Linked DNA regions of Mus musculus: region 2 is linked to region 1. Evidence: chromatin loops called from intact Hi-C (ENCODE). Cell type or tissue: heart. All regions are shown on one strand. Links, peaks and the distances in the headings refer to the core of each region. The heading gives the core; the rest is flanking DNA.

What was found. Hi-C counts contacts between places; a loop is a spot of excess contacts. Peaks named below come from ENCODE experiments on the same cell type or tissue, not always from the same donor. Only the 100,000 strongest peaks of a DNase experiment are listed, where the experiment ranks them.
Region 2: it touches region 1 in a loop (2.4-fold over the local background); 6 of 42 quality-filtered maps call a loop at or near these places.

Annotation. Positions count from the first base shown.
Region 1 is chr3:57,330,724-57,340,386 of GRCm38, reverse strand. It overlaps a transcript of Tm4sf1 not described here. Among named protein-coding and RNA genes, the nearest start is that of Gm51274, 18 kb to the right of the region's middle. In heart, for the core only: no CTCF peak of the experiment used is centred there; a DNase peak (open chromatin) is centred at 5,156.
Region 2 is chr3:57,443,199-57,452,861 of GRCm38, reverse strand. No RefSeq gene overlaps it. Among named protein-coding and RNA genes, the nearest start is that of Tm4sf4, 23 kb to the right of the region's middle. In heart, for the core only: CTCF peaks have their summits at 3,955, 4,163 (motif pointing right) and 4,779 (motif pointing right); no DNase peak of the experiment used is centred there.

The DNA.
Region 1 (9,663 bases), core at 3,970-6,469:
ATTGCTACCTGTAGCCATTCCTGGGCTCTCTTCATAGTGCCAACCCTCAGCTTCTTTACAGGACTCCTTCAATTCTGGAGCTTCCACAGATTACTGAGGTCGCATCTTCACCAATGGTGTCTTTTCACCTTTCATAGTGCCAAGGCTTAGACCCCGTCATGGCTTCAAAACTTGTATAACCTGGGAGATGCTTACACTACCAAGTATGATGATCAACATGACGTATAAACTTGGCCACCTCTGGAACACAGCTTCTGTGTGCAGACAATGAGGAAATGTTTTCCAGAAGTGTTTGCCTCAGTGATGCTTGTCTCTTCTTAATCACCACTTATTTCTTACCTCCAGATGACCAACATCGATTTTCCCAGCAAAGCCGAGATTTCACTTTAGTAGGTCTGATACCTTGTGAGACCCATCTGATTCCTCAGCCTTAGAATCACCGATTCTTATCTTAAAATAGGCAACATTCTTTTTTGTTTGTTTGTTTTCTGAGACAGGGTTTCTCTGCGTAGCCCTGGCTGTCCTGGAACTCACTCTGTAGACCAGGCTGGCCTCGAACTCAGAAATCCGCCTGCCTCTGCCTCCCAAGTGCTGGGATTAAAGGCATGCACCACCACGCCCGGCTAATAGGCAACATTCTTAATAGAGTCTTTGAGTGATTTCCATACTTCCTTTGGACACTTTACAAGCCAGGCCTCCATCATCTCCATTGCCTTCAGCATTCTTATCTTCCAAGTTCCTCCAGAACAGCTTACTGAACTCTGATTGTTCAATGGCTTTTCTAGCCTAAAGCTCCAAAGTCTTTCCATAATCCTCCCCAAACCAGTATGTCATGTCTATCACAGCAATACTCGACTCCTGGTACTAACTTCTGTCTTAGGTAATGTTCAGGAGGATTTATTTGTCTTATACTTCTATATCATATTCCATCACTGAAGGGAGTCAGGACAGGAATTCAAACACGCATAAACTTGGAGACAGGAGCTAATGCAGAGGCCTTGCAGAGGTGCTGCTTGCTGGCTTGATACTCTGGCTGCCTCAGTCTGCTTTCTTATAGCACCTAGACCACCAGCTCATGAGTGACCCTATCCATAGTAGACTTGGCCTTTCCACATCAATTATAATTAAGCAAATACCCCATAGGTTTAAATATAGCTTGATCTTTGGATGCATTTTCTCAAATGAGTTTCCTAACTCTCTGTTGATCCTAGCTTGTGTCATATTGACATAAAGCCAGCCAGTTCCCAACACTCCCCCCCTCATTTTTTCTTCCTTCCATATTTCCTCACTTTCTCCCTTCCCTGGTCATTTTAAAGGATTAGTGACTATACGTAGAGTAAATTCACTGTGAATTCTAGGGAGGTGATTCATTTTCACCTTTTCTACGTCCCAACTAGAAATGAAAGGCTTGGCCTTCTTGAGTCTGGCTTCAATAGTGTACTGGCTGGTTTTGTGTGTCAACTTGACACAAGCTAGAGTTATCACAGAGAAAGGAGCTTCAGTTGGGGAAGTGCCTCCATGAGATGCAGCTGTGGGGCATTTTCTCAATTAGTGATCAAGGGGGAAGGGCCCCTTGTGGGTGGGACCATCCTTGGGCTGGGAGTCTTGGGTTCTATAAGAGAGCAGGCTGAGCAAGCCAGGGGAAGCAAGCCAGTAAAGAACATCCCTCCATGGCCTCTGCATCAGCTCCTGCTTTCTGACCTGCTTGAGTTCCAGTCCTGACTTTCTTTGGTGATAATAGCAGTGTGGAAATGTAAGCTGAATAAACCCTTTCCTCCCCAACTGCTTCTTGGTCATGATGTTTGTGCAGGAATAGAAACCCTGACTAAGACAAATAGTAACAGTAGAAATGAAGGCAGTATAATCAAGGAGAGAGTTACCAGATACAAAGTCCAGGTAGCCCCTGGGCTCAGGTCAAAAGAAAACTCCTTTTGTCGATTTTATAAAATTCTTTTTTTTTCCCTTTCTTTTTGGTTATTTTATTTATTTACATCTCAAGTGTTATCCTCCTTCCCATTTAAACCCACTATCCTCTCCCCTGTCCTCCCTGCTTCTACGAAGGTGCTTCCCCCCATCTACCCACTCCTGCCTCATTACCCTACGCTGGGTTATTGAGCCTCCACAGGACCAAGAGGTTCTACCCTTCCATTGATGCCAGATAAGGTAATCCTCTGCTACATATGCAGCTGGAGCCATTGGTCCTTCTATGTGTACTCTTTGGTTGGTGGTTTAGTCCCTGGCAGCTTTGGGGAGTCTTTGGTTGGTTGATATTGTTCTTCCTATGGCGTTGCTAACCCCTTCAGCTCCTTCAGTTCTTCTTCTAACTCCTCTATTGGGGTCACTGTGCTTAGTCCTATGGTTGGCTGTATGCATCCACATCTGCCCTGGTCAGGCTCTGGCACAGCCACTCAGGGGGATTGCTATACCAGGCAAGCACTTCTTGGCATGAGCAATGGTGTCTGGATTTGGTGTATGCAGAAGGGATGGATCCTTTGATGGGGCAGTCTCTGGATGGCCTTCTCTTCAGTCTCTGCTCCAATCTTTGTCACTGCATTTCTTTTTAACAAGAGCAATTCTGGATCAATATTTTTGAGATGGGTGGGTGGCCTCATTCCTCAACCAAGGATGGTGCCTATCCACTGGATGTGGTCTCTACAGGTTCTTTCTGCCCTTTGTTGGGTATTTTGGTTAATGTCATTCCTGTTGGGTCCTGGGAACCTCTTGGGTCCCTGGCATCTGGAACTTTCTAGTGGCTACCCCCAGTTCCCCATTCCCTGGCCGCTACACACCTCCATTTAATTTCCTGACCCTCTTTACTCCTCCCCCCCGTCTCCTCCCACAACTGATCCTGCCCTCTTTTCTCTCCCCTTCCTCTCTCCCTCCCAGGTCCCTCTCCCTCCCTCATTCAGAGGGTCATGACCCTTCTGAATGTTGAATGACCTTTTCCTAGAAGTTGCCCAAGATCACCAGAAAACACAGATATTTTCATTATGATTCATAACAATAGCAAAATTAGAGTCATGAAGTAGCAACAAAAGTAATTTTACGGTTGGGGTTATGGCAACATGAATAATTGTATTAAAGGATCATAGAACTAGGAAGGTTGAGAACTACTGCTCTAACGTTTTCCTTAATTATGAATTTAGATCTCCCTGTATCATTTTCATGTTGTAAATGAGTCTTTCAGCAAGAAAAATTCAAGATACTTTCCTATTAAATGAGAAGTGTTTTGAACCTTGAAAATATCCTTCATGCTCATTATAGTTTACAACTAGATCTTACTATTTAGCCTGATAATTAATTCACATTACTTAATTTGAGGCTTTAAGTATTATTTGATAACTATATTTGCACATTATTATTGTTCTTTTGAAATTATAATATGTGTTATCTTATGTTACACATTTAAACATACTGCCATGCAAAGACATATAACTATCACTTAGCTATCGTGGGTGTTACTAAAGTGGGATCTAGCTCAAAGGGAGGTCCCAAGGCATGACACTATTACTGAGGCTATGGAAAACTTACAAAAGGGACCTATCATGACTGTCCTTCAAAAGACCCAACAAGCAGCTGAAAAAGTCAAATGCATATATTTACACCCAACCAATGGACAAAAGCAGTTGACCCCTGTTGCTGAATAAGAGAAGGCTGAAAGAAGCTGAGGAGAAGGGTGATCCTGTAGGAGGACCAGCAGCCTCAATTAATCTGGATCCCTGAGCTCTCCCAAACACTGGACCACCAAACAGACAGCACACACCAGCTGATATGAGGCCCCCAATACACATACAGTAGAGGATTTTCCAGGTCTGTGTTCATTCAGAGATGATGCACCTAACCCTGAAGAGACTGGAGGCCCCAGGGAATTTAGAGGTCAGGTGGGGAGGGGGCATCCACGTGGAGACAGCGAAGTAGGCAGGAGGTGTGGGATGTGGAGCAGTCAGAGGGTGGATGGGGGTGGGGGATAAAATATGGAGTGTAAAAAAAATAAAAAGAAAAAAAAACCAAGGAAGAAAAAAACAAAGGAAAGAAAAGGAAATGAACCGCGTTATCCATGAGCACATGATAAAAGAAAAAAAAAAAACCTTTGAAATATGCTCTAAAGAGATATTCATAGAAAATATGCTCTGGGAACAAACCTTACCAAAAATTTCTTTTAAGGACTTGAGACAGTCTTACTATGTAACGCAGGCTGAAATAAACAGTCACAGGAATGATGTCCTTTTTTAATTCCTGAAAAAATGAATAATTATTAAAAGCACACTGAGAACATGACATGATTCCGGTAGTGATTTCTAAAAGGAGAGGCTTTGGAGTAGAGGAGGAAGGATATATCTGCATGCAGCGATCAACCAAGGATCAGATTTCACCATGAAGACATTCTGCATCAGGTCTGTAAATGACAACTGTTTTCATGTGAAATGTCCTGGCTTTCTCTGGCCTCTATGCAACCTCCCTTGACTCTGCTCTTAGACCCAGCTCAGGTTTAATTTCCCCTCTTTACTGCCACTGCCCTCTTTTGGCTCTTACACTGGACACCTATTTCTTTCCAGCTACAATTCAATGTGTTATTCTGGGCTGGAAACACCTTGAGATTAGAATTGCAATCTTGTGTTACAAGCGAAAAAAACAATTCCTCAAGATTAGTTCTGCTGAGTTAATATAGTGGAAATGAGTGAAGCTAACAATTAAAAGGCAGACAATAAGTCTCAGGCCACATGATAACTGAGGGGGAGCGTAAGGAAGGGTGGGGAGGCTAGCTGGCACCAGCCAGTCTGATGTCCAATGCTGATAGGAGATTGTGTGTGTGTGTGTGTGTATTCATGAAAGTAGTGGTAGTGCAAGGGTAGTGAGCATATAACTGTGTATAAATATTTTTAATATAGCATTGTTCTCCGACCTTTACAAGCATATACTTGTGTGTACTCTTGCAACACATGCATACACACATGTATACACACATCCATACACACATGCATACACACATGCATACACACATGCACACAAATGCTAACTCCTTGTTCAGTTTCTCAGATATAGCTAAAGCCTTTATTCTGCTCTCTCTCTCTCTCTCAATCCTAGACTTATGAATTTACAGACAGCCCTGAACTTCCTGGCCACCAAAGCAAAGGTCCCTAGGGCATAGAGTCTCTCAGTCTTGGCATTTGTCCCTATTTTCCACATCCTGTTCAAGATCCAAAATAAAACAAAACCCACATTGTCACATAAAAACAAGCTGGAGATTGATTTCATTTGAGAACTCAAAATGTTCCCTGAGTCTACTATAAAAATAACACTACATTTCAATTTTAAATGATCTGTTCATGTGTGTTCTTACAAGACCCTACAGTTTCATACCATACAAAAAACTTGAGTCTGCTTCTAACAAAATATCAAACCATTTTCCAGGTGCTAAACTGTATGGAAGTAGAGCCTACACTTGTTATAAAGCTGCTAACGATTATAAATTTGCTTTGTAGCTTGAATGTTTGTGACATTATCATAATTTTATATTTCAGACCACAGAGGGAGGTCATCATTATCATGGTCATTTTTTTTTTAAAGAAACAGTATGATACCTCCAAAAGGAGTATCCACAAGTGCTGAACTTGTGACTCTAACATGATTCTCTCCAGTGCCCAAAAGTGTTCATGGCAAGATATCCCAAGAGTACAATAGTGGCACTTATGTATTGGGGTGACCAACAGCCTAGTTAAAATTAAGGCCCATTTAATAGGAGAAATTAATGTCTCAGACTGTAAAACTAGCCAACTTCCCCTTGGCTGATGAGGTTATAGACCTTAGAGGATGCTCTACTTCTGTTACTTTCCCAAGTCAGTGAAAATTTGTAACTGTATTCTAAATATGCATCTTTATACCTACAGGTAAATGTAGTTCTCACTCCTCATCAAATAAATTTCTCTTTGTACCAGCTGGAGAATTATTACAGAATTCCATAGCTGATCAAAATGTAGAAAACAACTGACCATGGGATGCCCAGCTGTGATAGTTTGTATATTCTTGGACCAGGGAGTGGCACCATTTGGAGGTGTGGCCTTATTGGAATAGGTGTGACTTGGTTGGTGTAGGTGTGTCACTGTGGGTGTGGGCTTAAGACCCTCATCCTAGTTGCCTAAAAGTCAGTCTTCCACTAGTAGCCTTTGGATGAAGACGTAGAGCGCTCAGCTCTGCCTGTGTCATGCCTGCCTGGATACTCCCACTTTGATGATAATGGGCTGAACATCTGAACCTGTATGCCAGCCCCAATTAAATGTTGATTTTTTATAAGACCTGCCTTGGTCATGGTGTCTGTTCACAGCAGTAAAACCCTAACTAAGACACCATCCCAACTGACACATCTACAACACAACCTCTGTCCCTAACAGTTAGGGAACACCATAGGAGAGGAGGAAGAAACCTTTTAAGAGACAAAGGACCAAGGTATCTGGTGTGAGATAATGGCTCCCCAAAATGTTGCCTAAATAAGACCTGCACAATGAGAATAGTAGTTGACATTCCAAGATGAATGGGGAAAACATAACAAGGCTCCCACTCCTAGATGCAAAGCTACAAGCAATTCTTGAGAAAGAAAGAATGAACTTTCTCCAGGGCCAAACACTCTGATAGGCTATACAGTTTCAAATATATATATATATATAATATATATATATATATACAAAACCAAATGTTCTCAGCAGTGTGTGCTTCCTTATATATTCCATTCAAGCATTAAATAAATTAAACATACCACTTTAAAAATTCTTACTAGGTTGTATTCAAGCATTGAATATAAATGGAAGAAGACAACATAAATTTGAGAGAGCATTAGGAGCATGGAAGGAGTTGGTAAGGGAGAGGGGGAGGTAGAAATGATATCAATACAGCAAACACATATAAAACTTTCAATAAATAAATAAAATTATAAAAATAAAGAATAGTACCACCAGACAGTACCAAATTTGTTTGTGAGAACCTATGTAATTTAAAAAATAGATACGACCAGAGTATGCTTTGAATAGGCTAATATTTACTTCTGAAATGGAAAATTCTGTCAATATGAAGAAAAGCTAGAGCCAAGGAAGTTGTTGGAAGAATTTTCACTAGGGGTTAAGAGTTGAAAGCTATCATTGTAGAGTCTTAGCGGCTTTGGGCTGAAAGAGAAGGTGGATACTTAGCATAAGATGTATTGCCTAGGAGGGTGTTTTTTTTAAATTATTATTATTATTTATTAGAACTACAAAAATCCTGCAATTTTAAAATGAAGGCTATACATGGGTGTAAAAATATATAAACATATAAGCCTACATGAATGAGTCTATAAATGAATGTAGCCATATTTCCTGATAAGTATGTATGAAACATGCTAACCTAATCAACTATACATGACAAAAATGCAGAAAAATATTTACTTGCCATTACTTTTTTTCAGTTAACCTAGGGAAGGCACATTAATCGCAAAACAAATAATGGATCCAAACGAATTGTTCTGAGCTTTAAATGCCATCTGTGCCTTTTTTTTAATTTATTTTTTTATTAGGTATTTTCCTCGTTTACATTTTCAATGCTATCCCAAAAGTCCCCCATACCCACCCCCCCAATCCCCTACCCACCCACTCCCCCTTTTTGGCCCTGGGGTTCCCCTGTACTGGGGCATATAAAGTTTGCAAGTCCAATGGGCCTCTCTTTGCAGTGATGGCCGACTAGGCCATCTTTTGATACATATGCAGCTAGAGACAAGAGCTCCGGGGTACTGGTTAGTTCATAATGTTGTTCCACCTATAGGGTTGCAGTTCCTAGGAGGGTGTTTTAAGGTGATACGTTTGACTCATTGAATTTTTTGAACAGAATATACAACATTAGAAATAAAAAGGACCTACAACTAAATGGCAAGATCTCATAATGGGTCTCATAATGACCATGCGTACAAATGGACATAAATGATATTTCACATAGCTATAGCAATTGTGATGTGACATAAAGTGAAAGATATATGACTTTTACTGTTAAAGACAGGCATGTGCTAATCCATTGTGATTCTTTCCTACTTCATAAAGACAAAAGTCATTTAGTGTTGCAAAATTCTGTATCACACCAGAAAACCTACACACTCACAGAAACTGAACAACTCTCTATTCAATGATCTCTAGGTCAGGGAGGAAATAGCAAAAGGAGTTAAACACTTTCTACAATTTAGTGAAAATGATGCACAACATACCCAAATTTATGGGACACAATGAAAGCAGTGCTAAGAGGAAAGTTTATAGCATTAAGTCCCTCTGTAAAGAAATTAGAAAGTCTTCATAATTTAAATGTATAACTGAAAACTCTAGGAAAAAAAAAGGAAGCAAACACACTTAAAAGGAGGAGAAGGCAGGAAATAATCAAAATAGAAGCTGCAATCAATCAGTTAGAAACAAAGAAAACAATACAGAGGATCACTGAAACTAAAAGTTGGTTCTTTGAAAATCAACAATATAGACAAACCCTTAGTAAAACTAATCAAAAGACAGAGAGACAGTATTCAATTAAAAAAAACCAGAAGTGAAAGGGGAGACATCACAACTAACACTGAGGAAATTTAAAAAGTCATTAGGTTGTACTTTAAAAGCCTGCACTCCACAAAATTGGAAAATCTTAACAAAATGGATGGTTTTCTAGACAGATCCACTTACCAAAGTTAAATCAAGATCAGGTAAATTATTTACACAGCCCTTTAACTCCCAAAGAAATAGGAGCAGTCATTAAAAGTCTCTCAACTAAAAAGAAAGTCCAGGGCAAGATAGTTTCAGTGCACAATTCTACCAGTCCTTCAAAGAAGAGCTAATACCAATATTCCTCAAATTATTTCACAAAATAGAAACTGAAGGAATACTGCCAAACTCATTCTATGAAGACACAATTACCCCAATACTTAAACCACACAAAGACTAAACAAAGAGAGTTCCAAACCAATTTCTTTTATGAACACTGCTGCAAAAATACACAAACCAAATTCAGGAACATACCAAAAACATCATTGATCATGATCAAATAGGTTTCATCCCAGGGATGCAGGGATGGTTCAATATAAGAAAATCCATCAACATAATAAACCATAAAAGCAAATTGAAAGAAAGAAATCACATGATCATTAGATTCGGAAAAAGCCATTGAAAAATCCAACACTCCTTCATGCTAAAAGTCTTAGAGTGATCAAGGATACAAGGCACATACCTAAGCATAATAAAAAAGAATATACAGCAATATTCTTTAGTGGAGAGAAACTTAAAGCAAGTCCATTAAAATCAGAGAAAATATAAGGGTTCTCAGGCTCTCCATATATTTAACATAGTACTTGAAGTTCTAGCGAGAGCAATAAAACACTAAAGGAGATCATCAAGGGGATACAAATTGGAAAGTAAGAAGTCAAAGTATCAGTATTTGTAGATTATATGAGACCATGCACAAGCGACCCCCAAAATTCTACTAGAGAATTCTTACAGCTGATAAACACCTTCAGCAAAGTGGCTGGATAAAAAATTAACTCAAAGAAATCAGTAGCCCTCCTTTATACATATGATAAAAAGGCTGAGAAAGAAATTAGGGAAATAACTCCCTTTACAACAGCCATGAATAGCATAAAATATCTTGGTGTAGCTCCAACCAAGCAAGGGAAAGGTC
Region 2 (9,663 bases), core at 2,728-5,227, 110 kb before region 1:
GGTGGAATCCTGCCTCAAAGTTTCTGTGGCTTTAAATTTGATGTATTCTACCAACTATTTTACCTAAAAAATGACTGCCAACTTATACTTGCAACAACATACATGCAAAAATGCTTGTCACCACTGTCAGTCTAGGGTTTGACATTGTGTACTTCTTAAATCTTTGCAGATATGATAGACAGTGTTTTACTCTTTTTTTTTTTTTAGTTTCTTTATATTTCAAATGTTATCCCCTTTCCTGATTTCCCCTCCAAAACCCTCCTCCCCCTGCTCCCCAACCCACCCTCTCCAGCTTCCCTCTGGCATTCCCCTACACTGGGGCATAGAACCTTCACAAGACCAAGGGCCTCTCCTCCCATTGATGACTATCTTCCTCTGCTACGTATGTAGCTGGAGCCATGAGTCCCACCATGTGTACTCTTTGGTTGGTGGTTAAGTATTTTTTTTCTCTTACACAGTTCATTCCTTGTATTATTGCTGACATCATGACTTTGTTTCTTTAGTGCATACTGTCAGTTTACCCAGTTCACTTTAGATTCCCATCTTACCTTCTCCTGAGTCCCTTTGACCCTTCACAAGCAGAGAGCTAGAAACACCCTTAGCCAGTAACAGTGTAACTTCCGGCAGTCTCCTGGGGATCCATTAGAAGCCTGCTGTGGGAGGAAGCTCTGGCTTTGTTTCTTCCTGTATTAGTTACTTGTTATTGCTGTGTTGACACAACGTGACCAATACAACTTACAGGAGAATGCTCATTAGAGTCTGTTTTAGCAGGGAGGCAGGGCTCCTGCTAGCAAACAGCAGACATGCTGGTCAGAGCAGGAAGCTGAAGGTTCAAGTCTTGAACCGTCACAGCAGGGTTCTCAGGGCCATGTCCAGTGACACACTTCCTCCCTCAAGGCCATACCTTTGAAATTTCCCAAACTGCACACATGCCAAACAATATTTGAGATAATTAGAAGACACATAGAAAAGCAGTACTGCAAAAATGGGCAAGAGTTTGTAAGGAAGGTTGGTTGAACAAGTTGTTTGCCAGTTAATTAATGGAACAACGTCTCAACAATTTCGTGTAGTGGGTGAGTGGCGTAGGATGAATAGATCTATGACAGGCACTGCAGCTGACACTGCTCAGGAGTTTCCTCCCTCCTCCCCCTGTCCTTCTGTCTTGGTCTGTCCTACTGTCCTACTCCTTTTATTTTCTGGTGTAGATGCTGCTTCTTCCTCCCCGTGTTTCTTCTTCCAGGTGCCTAGAAGTCCCACCTCTATCTCTCTGCCCAGCCATTGACCATTGGCTCTTTATTGAGCAATCCAAAACCAATTAGGGACAACGACCTTCAACATCTGGACATGCAGATTTCTGATTTGGGGGCCAAATCAAGACAAAGCATTGGAACCAATTCCCAACAGAATATTTGTATATAACACCTGTGCCTCCTTTCCTACATTTTAAAGCAGCCCTAAATTGTTTATAATACATGAGATATCAGTAGCTATTGGATTGTTTGGGGAATAATGACAAGTGGAGAAGTGTGAATTCCGGAAATGAACTAGTGGGCAAAAGGAGATGCAAAAATAGAAGGAAAGAGTGGTGTGTGTGTGTGTGTGTGTGTGTGTGTGTGTGTGTGTGTGTGTGTGTGTGAATATGTATATATGTATGTTAGTAGCACAGCTTGGAATCATTTAGGCAGAAATGTCACCTTTATCCTACTGAACAACATTTCTCTAAAACCTTTCTTCTGGAAGTCAGGTACCAGGACCATTCTCAATTTTAAAAAACAACAAAAAGGAGAGACAGGTTTATATCTGTCACCTTTAGAATTCACTTAATTTGGGGGGGTCTCATTTTTTATTGTCACAACTTATGAACCATAAGCAGTGAAATCCTCTTCTTTGTTGTCTTGGTTAGCATGTGAGTAGGTTTTCTATATCTGGAAGATGGGACTTGGTGGCATTTATATACACTCATTTTCTTATAACCCACTTGTTAGTCTCCTATTTGTAACAGATTGAAGGCTGAGAATATGGCAATATTTGTGTGTGTGTGTGTGTGTGTGTGTGTAGACGTGTGTGCCATTGAATGTGGATGTCAGATGAGAATCTCAGGGGTTGGTCAGTCATTTGCTTTCCATGTTGTTTGGTACAAGGTCTCTGGTTTGCTGCTTGCTTGTGTCAGTCTAGCTGGCACAAGAGCTCCTGGGAACTGTCCTGTCTCCACTTTTCATCTCACCTTGGGCATGGTGGGATTACACAGGATCACTACCTCCCCCAACTTTCCTGGATTCTGGGGACAGAACTCAGGTCTTCACACCTGCTCAGGGAGCCTTTTATCTAACATCTTAGTTACTTCTTTTTTTTTTTTTGGCTTTTCGAGACAGGGTTTCTCTGTGTAGCCCTGGCTGTCCTGGAACTCACTTTGTAGACCAGGCTGGCCTTGAACTCAGAAATCCGCCTGCCTCTGCCTCCCAAGTGCTGGGATTAAAGGCGTGTGCCACCACCACCCAGCTCTTAGTTACTTCTTTATTGTCACAACATAACACCACAACCAAGGCAAATTATTATTATTATTTAAAAAGAAGCATTTACTTTGAGACTGCTGATTCCATAGGATGGTAGAGTCCATAACCATCAAGGTGGGGAACATGGCAGCCAGCAAACAAGCATGACTGGAGCAGTGGCTGAGAGCTTACATCTGATCCACGAGCTCCAGGCTGTGGGCAGGGGATCCGGTTTGGGGGTTAGAGATGGCTAACTGGGAATGACATAGACTTTTAAAACCTCAAATCCCATAGCGACACACCTCCTCCAATAAGGCCATGTGTCTTTATCCTTCCCACACTACCAACTGGGGTCCAAGCATTCAAACATAGGAGCCTGTGGGGCCCATTCTCATCCAAGCCTCCACATCCACTGAGCCATCTCTCCAGCTGGAGAATTTGACATTTTGACCACAGCTTTGTTCTGCATAAATTACAAACCAAATCACAGAGCATTTTATTACTACACAGACAGGAGACCCGATCTTTCTTCCCATCATTAGGATGAAAGGCTCCATCAAACATCTGGGTAAGATGATGTGAGTTAATTTGTGGGGTTTGCAAAAATTAATAGTAATTAACCCCTGATACCCTGGGTGGGGGTGGGGGTGGGAGTCATCTGTAGGATCACCCCAGAGTCAAATAAGAGCTTCAGAGAAGCAAAATGAGAGTGCAATATTAATGAAAAAAAAATCCAGAACACTTGATGCAGCATATGGAGTTCTGTAGAGATGGTGTGTATGTGTCAATGGAAGGTGTGGCAGTCTGAATAAAAATGGCACCCATAGACTCGTAGAGAGTGGACTTATTGGAGTAGGTGTGGCCTTAGTGGAGGAAGTGTGTCACTGGGAGGGTGGGCTTTGAGGTTTCAGAAGTTCAAGACAAGCCTAGTGGCTCACTCTTCCTGCTGCCTGAAGATCCAGATGTAGGACTCTCTGCTACCTCTCCCGCAGCCTATCTGCCTACTGCCACCATGCTTCCCACCATGATGACAATGGACTAAACCTCTGAACTGTAAGCCGGTTTTTCCTTTATATGAGTTGCCAGTGGGTATGGTGTCTGTTTACAGCAATAAAATCCTAATGCAAAGGGCACATGTGGGCAGTCTCCTTGACATACCTCCCCTGGGCTTCATTCCTCCAGCCAGTTCACGCATTCAGTGTCGTGCAGTTCTTACTACGTCTTAACCGAGTTTGTTAAAGTTTAGTTTCTTTATAAAATTAGCATAAGCAAGGGTGGACAATGAGAACATGGCGAAGATAAAGAGCATTGACTTGTGTAAGACACCAGTGACGTGGTCAACACACACCTTCCTTTCCTTTAGAGTATTTCCCCCCTCTCCAGGCTTCTCACGGCACTTAACATTATCTAAGGAAAGAGACTTAACTTGGTTCCCAACTGCAGTGCTTTATTATGAGTCAGAGATTTTTGTCTGCAGGTGAACCCTCAACCCTTTCATTTCTGGTTGGTTTGGTTTTTTTTTTTTTTTTTTTTTTTTTTTTAATCACTGCCATTCCTCATACTTTGTGGTTTTTTGGAGATGCGTTTTTTCATGGGAAGCTACTGGAGAAAAGTTGAATTCTACAGGAAGGTACCTTGGACGAAATTGCAGCCATTTAGTGGCTGAGCAGAGTGGCCACTAGAGGGCAGCAAATAGTCTTGTCTATGTATGAAGGCAACTCTGGCTCAGAGCACAGAACACCACAGAAAAGGAAAAGACATGTGGGACAGACATTTTGGCGTCCTTCTTTGCATTTAACTGTACATTCTTTGATGGAGAGATTTGTGGATTTTAGTGCTAGTGAGGTTATTAAAGACAAAGGAAACCGGAAGGAATAAAGTTTCTATAAGAGCAGGTTCACAGCGGTGTTGATGGCTCTCCTGCTATAGACATCTTAAGTCTTTAGCATAAAATTAGACTTCTTGGCTCTGCAGGAGGCCGAGGGATGGGGTTTCTCTGTTACTCAGTCAGCCAGAATGCCCTCACATTTGAGAACCACTACATTTACAGAAAGTGGGTATGTTTGCTTGCTTACTGTTTAGTTTATGACACATACAAGTATGGCTGTTCTGCATTACTGAACACACATAAACATAAAAATTAAAAACACAGACACCAAATTGAAGTTTACATGGCAACTTTCCACATGGCATCTGGAGGACAGTGGGAAGAACAGATGCTAATTAACACTATCTAAGTGACCATTCTGGTGTCATGATTTTGTTTTACTCCAGCAGTCAGTAGGAGGCAGCATGAGTCTCTGTAGAGGTTTTATTTTTGCTTCAACGATGTCCTCTGAAGTTCTATCTTTATCTCCCCCTCTCTGTTTTTCTGCCATCTCACAATGTAACATCTTTAAAGATTGACTTTTGTGTATATGACTCTTTTGCCTACATGTATGCCTGTGCACTATGTGCATGCTTGGTGCTCTTGGAGGCCAGGAGAAGGCACTAGACCCCCTGGAACTGGTTGTCTGGAAGAGAAGTCAGGCTTCTTATTGACGGAGTTATCTCTCCAGTCCCCCATTACTAACATTTGATGTTTGAAAATGTCATATTTTACTACATATGATCTTAAATGTTCCTCAAGGGTCCATGTGTTAAGGGCTTTCTGTTTCTCCTGAGCAGGATAACTTAGTTCCATTAACATAACAGGGTTAATATCTCTTTTTAATGATCACTTACTGCATGCCTGGCCCAATGCTCAAAAGAAGCACATGCAGAGGAGCCCCCACTCTGTAGGGGAGGAAGGAGACTATACGAGGTCTGGGGTCACCCAAGTGTTTACCCAGATTTCAAAGGAAACGGTGAGAGGCCAGGCCATGTGTGGTAGGACTGAGGTCCCTGCAGGTGCTGAACAAACTATGGGAGTATAGCCTAAGATACTGTGGGGACAATCCAGGAATGTGGAATGTCCCCTGAAGAAGACTGCAGGCAGCGGCCATACCCGATCAACCGAAAGAGAGAAGCCACTTGGGCCACAAGTGGTGAGACTGTAAGTGGGCAGGAAAGGAAAGAATTGTAGGTGTTATGATATGGTATATACAGGGAGTCCTGGGAGCGTGCGGTGGAACTGGCTGCAGATATCAAGGTTGAGAAACCCTGGCCAGGCTTAAGTAACAACACAAGGGGCTGGTGAGATGGCTCGGTAGGTTAAGGTGCATGCTACCAAGCTTGATATCCTGGGTTCCATCCACATGACAGATGAAAAGAGCTGACTTCTCAGAGTTGTCCTCTGACCTCTACACGCAAACCTCCCTACATGCACAATCACTAAAAGTAATTCTTAAAAAGAAACAATACAAGAAAACTAAAACCCACTTCCCTCCTCCAAGGTTGGCCTGGAGACTTTGTAATGTGTAACCTGGGCTCAGCTGAGTGACAGCTCCTCATCCCAGCTTCAAGGGTTGCCTGGCAGCACACTAACCAGATAGGACTCTTGAGCTCCTGGTGGGCAGGGGGAAGCAGCAGCTACCTGTTAGCTCGTATGGACTATTGCTGATCCATGACCTCACCTCTATAATATACACACTGGCTCTTCAACTCTCCACTTTCCCAGGATTCCCCTTAATGCCTCTGACCTTCAAGTCCTGTGATAAAGGCTTCTCATTTCTACAGGACACGCATATCATGTATATCACAAGAATAAAGAACAGCATGTTACTCCATCCACATGAGCTCCACATCATGCCTGTGTTTCAACCACCTCTTGTTCTGTCTGATTTTTTAAAAATTTTGCTTATTTTTTAAAAATATTTATGTATTTATTATATGTAAGTACACTGAAGCTGTCTTCAGACACTCCAGAAGAGGGAAACAGTTGGGTGCTCTTACCTGCTGAGCCATCTCACCAGCCCCCTGTCTGATTTTTTTTTTTTTTTGGTTTTCGAGACAGGGTTTCTCTGTATAGCCCTGGCTGTCCTGGAACTCACTTTGTAGACCAGGCTGGCCTCGAACTCAGAAATCAGCCTGCCTCTGCCTCCTGAGTGCCACCACGCCTGGCTGTTCTGTCTGATTTTTACATCCATATCTGACTGCCTTACTGACAGCCTACAGTGAGGACCTCCTGCCCCACCATCAGACATGAAGACAGCAATCTGACTGCTTAACTGATCTTCATAATTAAGTTGTTGCAAGTGAAGTCACTGCAACAAGTATGTGTGTATTTATATACACACATAAGCATTTTAGAATTGCTATGGTGTGTGTTACAAGAATCCTGGGGGCTGCCTTGTAGTCACCAGATGATACCAGAAAAATCAAGGTCCCTTCCAGAGGTTCTTAGTAAATTAATAGTGGACTCAAATGGAAGCTCAAGAAAATAATTTATTAGAGTTTAAAATAAAACCCCAGGGCAGGCATGCTGCCAGTCTCTTTAGATGCCTGGAGGAGGGGGAAAAAAAAAGCCATGCTATTTGAATTACTGGTCTGGAGGTCCTCCACAGATACTGGCAGGCAGCCACGTGGCAGGGAGGGAGGGAAGGAAAGAGGGAGGGAGGGAGGAAGGGAGGGAGTAAGAAATTCCAAATCAGAAAAAGAATGTTTAGGTTTTGTCTAGCATTTGAAAGAAAAGGACATGGAGAAAGGGGGCGGGGGGTGTTAGGACTCAACAAACTTCACGGCAACCTCTTGGGAGTTTGCAGGGACTATGAACTAGGGTCAAGAATTCTGGGAAGGAAAAGTACAATATCTCATTAAAGGAATGAATGATTGTCTTTTTTTTTTTTTAATTCCTTATAGCTTAAGGTGAACCTGTCTTCCTAGGGCTGATCCCTAAGCCAGGTCATTAATCCTGTTCAATTGTAGGTACCCACTCAGGTCAGAGGTTCTTGTCTCCTGACCAGGATTTTTCCCCTAATGGGCCTTTAATCATAATACTTGGGACATGGAGTGTCCTTCCAAAAGGATCGGTCCTTAGGTGGTGGTATTTATTGTTGAGAGGTGAATGGATTTTTTTGAGGGTGCTAACCACCAATGGATGAATCCAATGGTGAGTTCATAGCTGAATAGGCTGCTGGGATGAGGTGCCTAGCTGAGCAGGAGGACATGGCTCTGTGGGTCATTAGGTGTGTGACTTTGAAGACAATCTTTTACTCCTTTTTGCTGCCATGAAGCAAGCAGCTTTCTACAGCGCTGTCCTCCTACCGCAATGTTTCTGCCCTTCCACAGACTTCAAAGCAACAGAGCCTGCTGTCTTACCCCGCAAGCATAAACCCAAATAAATTTTCCTTCCTTACTATCTTATCTCAGAAATTTTGTCAGATGGATGAAAGTAACTAACGTGATACCTGGAAGGACAGGAAAATTTGTTTTGTAGAAAGGCAGATACTTCCGCCGCACTTGCAAGCTGTGGGTCCTCTTGGTAAGTGTTCTAAGCCCTGCACCTTTTCTTTCCGTTCTCCTTACCTTTCCGCTCTTCTGCCTTTATCTCTTCTGTCCTCTCCTACTCTTCATTCCCCCTTCTCTCCATCCATAGTGTGTTTGTATCCCATCTCCCCTCTTGGACAATTATGTTAACAGACTACACAATGTTCCAGAAGTTTCCCCTCCTGTATCTCAGGGGTTACATGCTGAGCTTTCCATGACTTGTTGGATAAATTGTGCTGCCACCTGGCTTTGGGTAGTCTGAAGACTGGTGTCAGCTTGTGATGTTTTGTCGAGTCATTTGGTTATTTTGCCCATTTTGAAACCTTGTGAAGCCTTCATGTCTTTCTTAAACTGTTCAAGATATTGCAGCTCTCACTTCTGGGCAAACACTGCCAAGGTCTGAGCAGCAGGAGGAGAGGCTGGCCTTGCTTTGCCTTACATTTGCCTTGTTCGCAGCTCTTGACAATCTCTTGCCTATAGCAGGGTGTAGGGCTAGTATGCTTGGCTGTGTCTACAGAGACAGTCTCCTTCTCTGCCTCCATCGCCACAATAGTCTAGGTTCCTTAGATTATATGGATGTCATGGAACATTTTTTTTGGCATAGTAACTCTTTCCCCTCCTATTTCCCTTTTCCTGTGCAATTGGTCCCATGCTCACAGGCAAAATATAATGCTATGGTACAGTAGACAGGCCCAAGAACAGCCCCCATCAAAGCTGGGCACTGTGGTATTTAAAGTTAAAAATGAAAATAGGCTGTCCAGAACACAGTTTTTTGAGTATGTATTTTGAATATGCATATTCTTACTAACAATATAGGGGAGAGGGGAAAGCAGGGGCTCTTGGACCCTGCTCATAAAATAATTCTTTTGATTATGTTAATACCTCACGTTTGTCTCCTAAGCATATATCTGCATATATATATATATATGTATGTATGTATGTATGTATAAGCAGATACTATCTTTGTGGTGGTTTCAATGAGCATGGCCCCCATAGGTTCATATGCTTGAATACTTGGTCCCCAGTTGATTGAGTTGTTTGGGAAGGATTAGGTGGAGTGGTCTTGTTGCAAGATGTGTGTCACTAGAGGTGGACTTGGAGGTTCCAAAAGCCCACGCCATTCCCAGGCTCTCTCTCATGCAGATAAGAATATAAATCTCAGTCATTGCTCTGGTGTCATGTCTGTCTGCCTGTTGCCAGGCTCCTCACAATGAAGGCAGCAGACTCTAACAATATGCAACTGTGAGCTCCAATTTCAACATTTTCTAAAATTGCCGTGGTTATAGGTTTTGGTAGGGCAAAATAACTAAGACAATCTCCACTTGAGTACTGTGGCATAGAGGACTCAGGTACTCAAGTATGCAACACAAAGTTGGCTGCTATGAGAAAAGAAGTTTCTGAAGACTCTGAACACACACACACACACACACGTACCAGTGTGCATGCATACACACACAGTGAGAGAGAGAGAGAGAGAGGGGGAGAGAGAGAGAGAGAGAGAGAGAGAGAGAGAGAGAGAGAGAGGAAAGAGAGAGGGAGGAGAAGGAGGAAAAAGAAGAAAAGAAGAAGAGTGGAAGGAAGAAAGGAAGGGAGGGAGGGACAGAAACGTGTGTGTGTGTGTGTGTGTGTGTGTGTGTGTGTGTGTGTGTGTGTGTAGAGGGATCTCCCCAGGGAGCATTTCTCTCATTGTCTTTTAGCTCTCCACTCTGTCCTCTTATCTGAGATACGATATTTCCCCTTATCTTGTGGAAACAGGTTTTGAGGC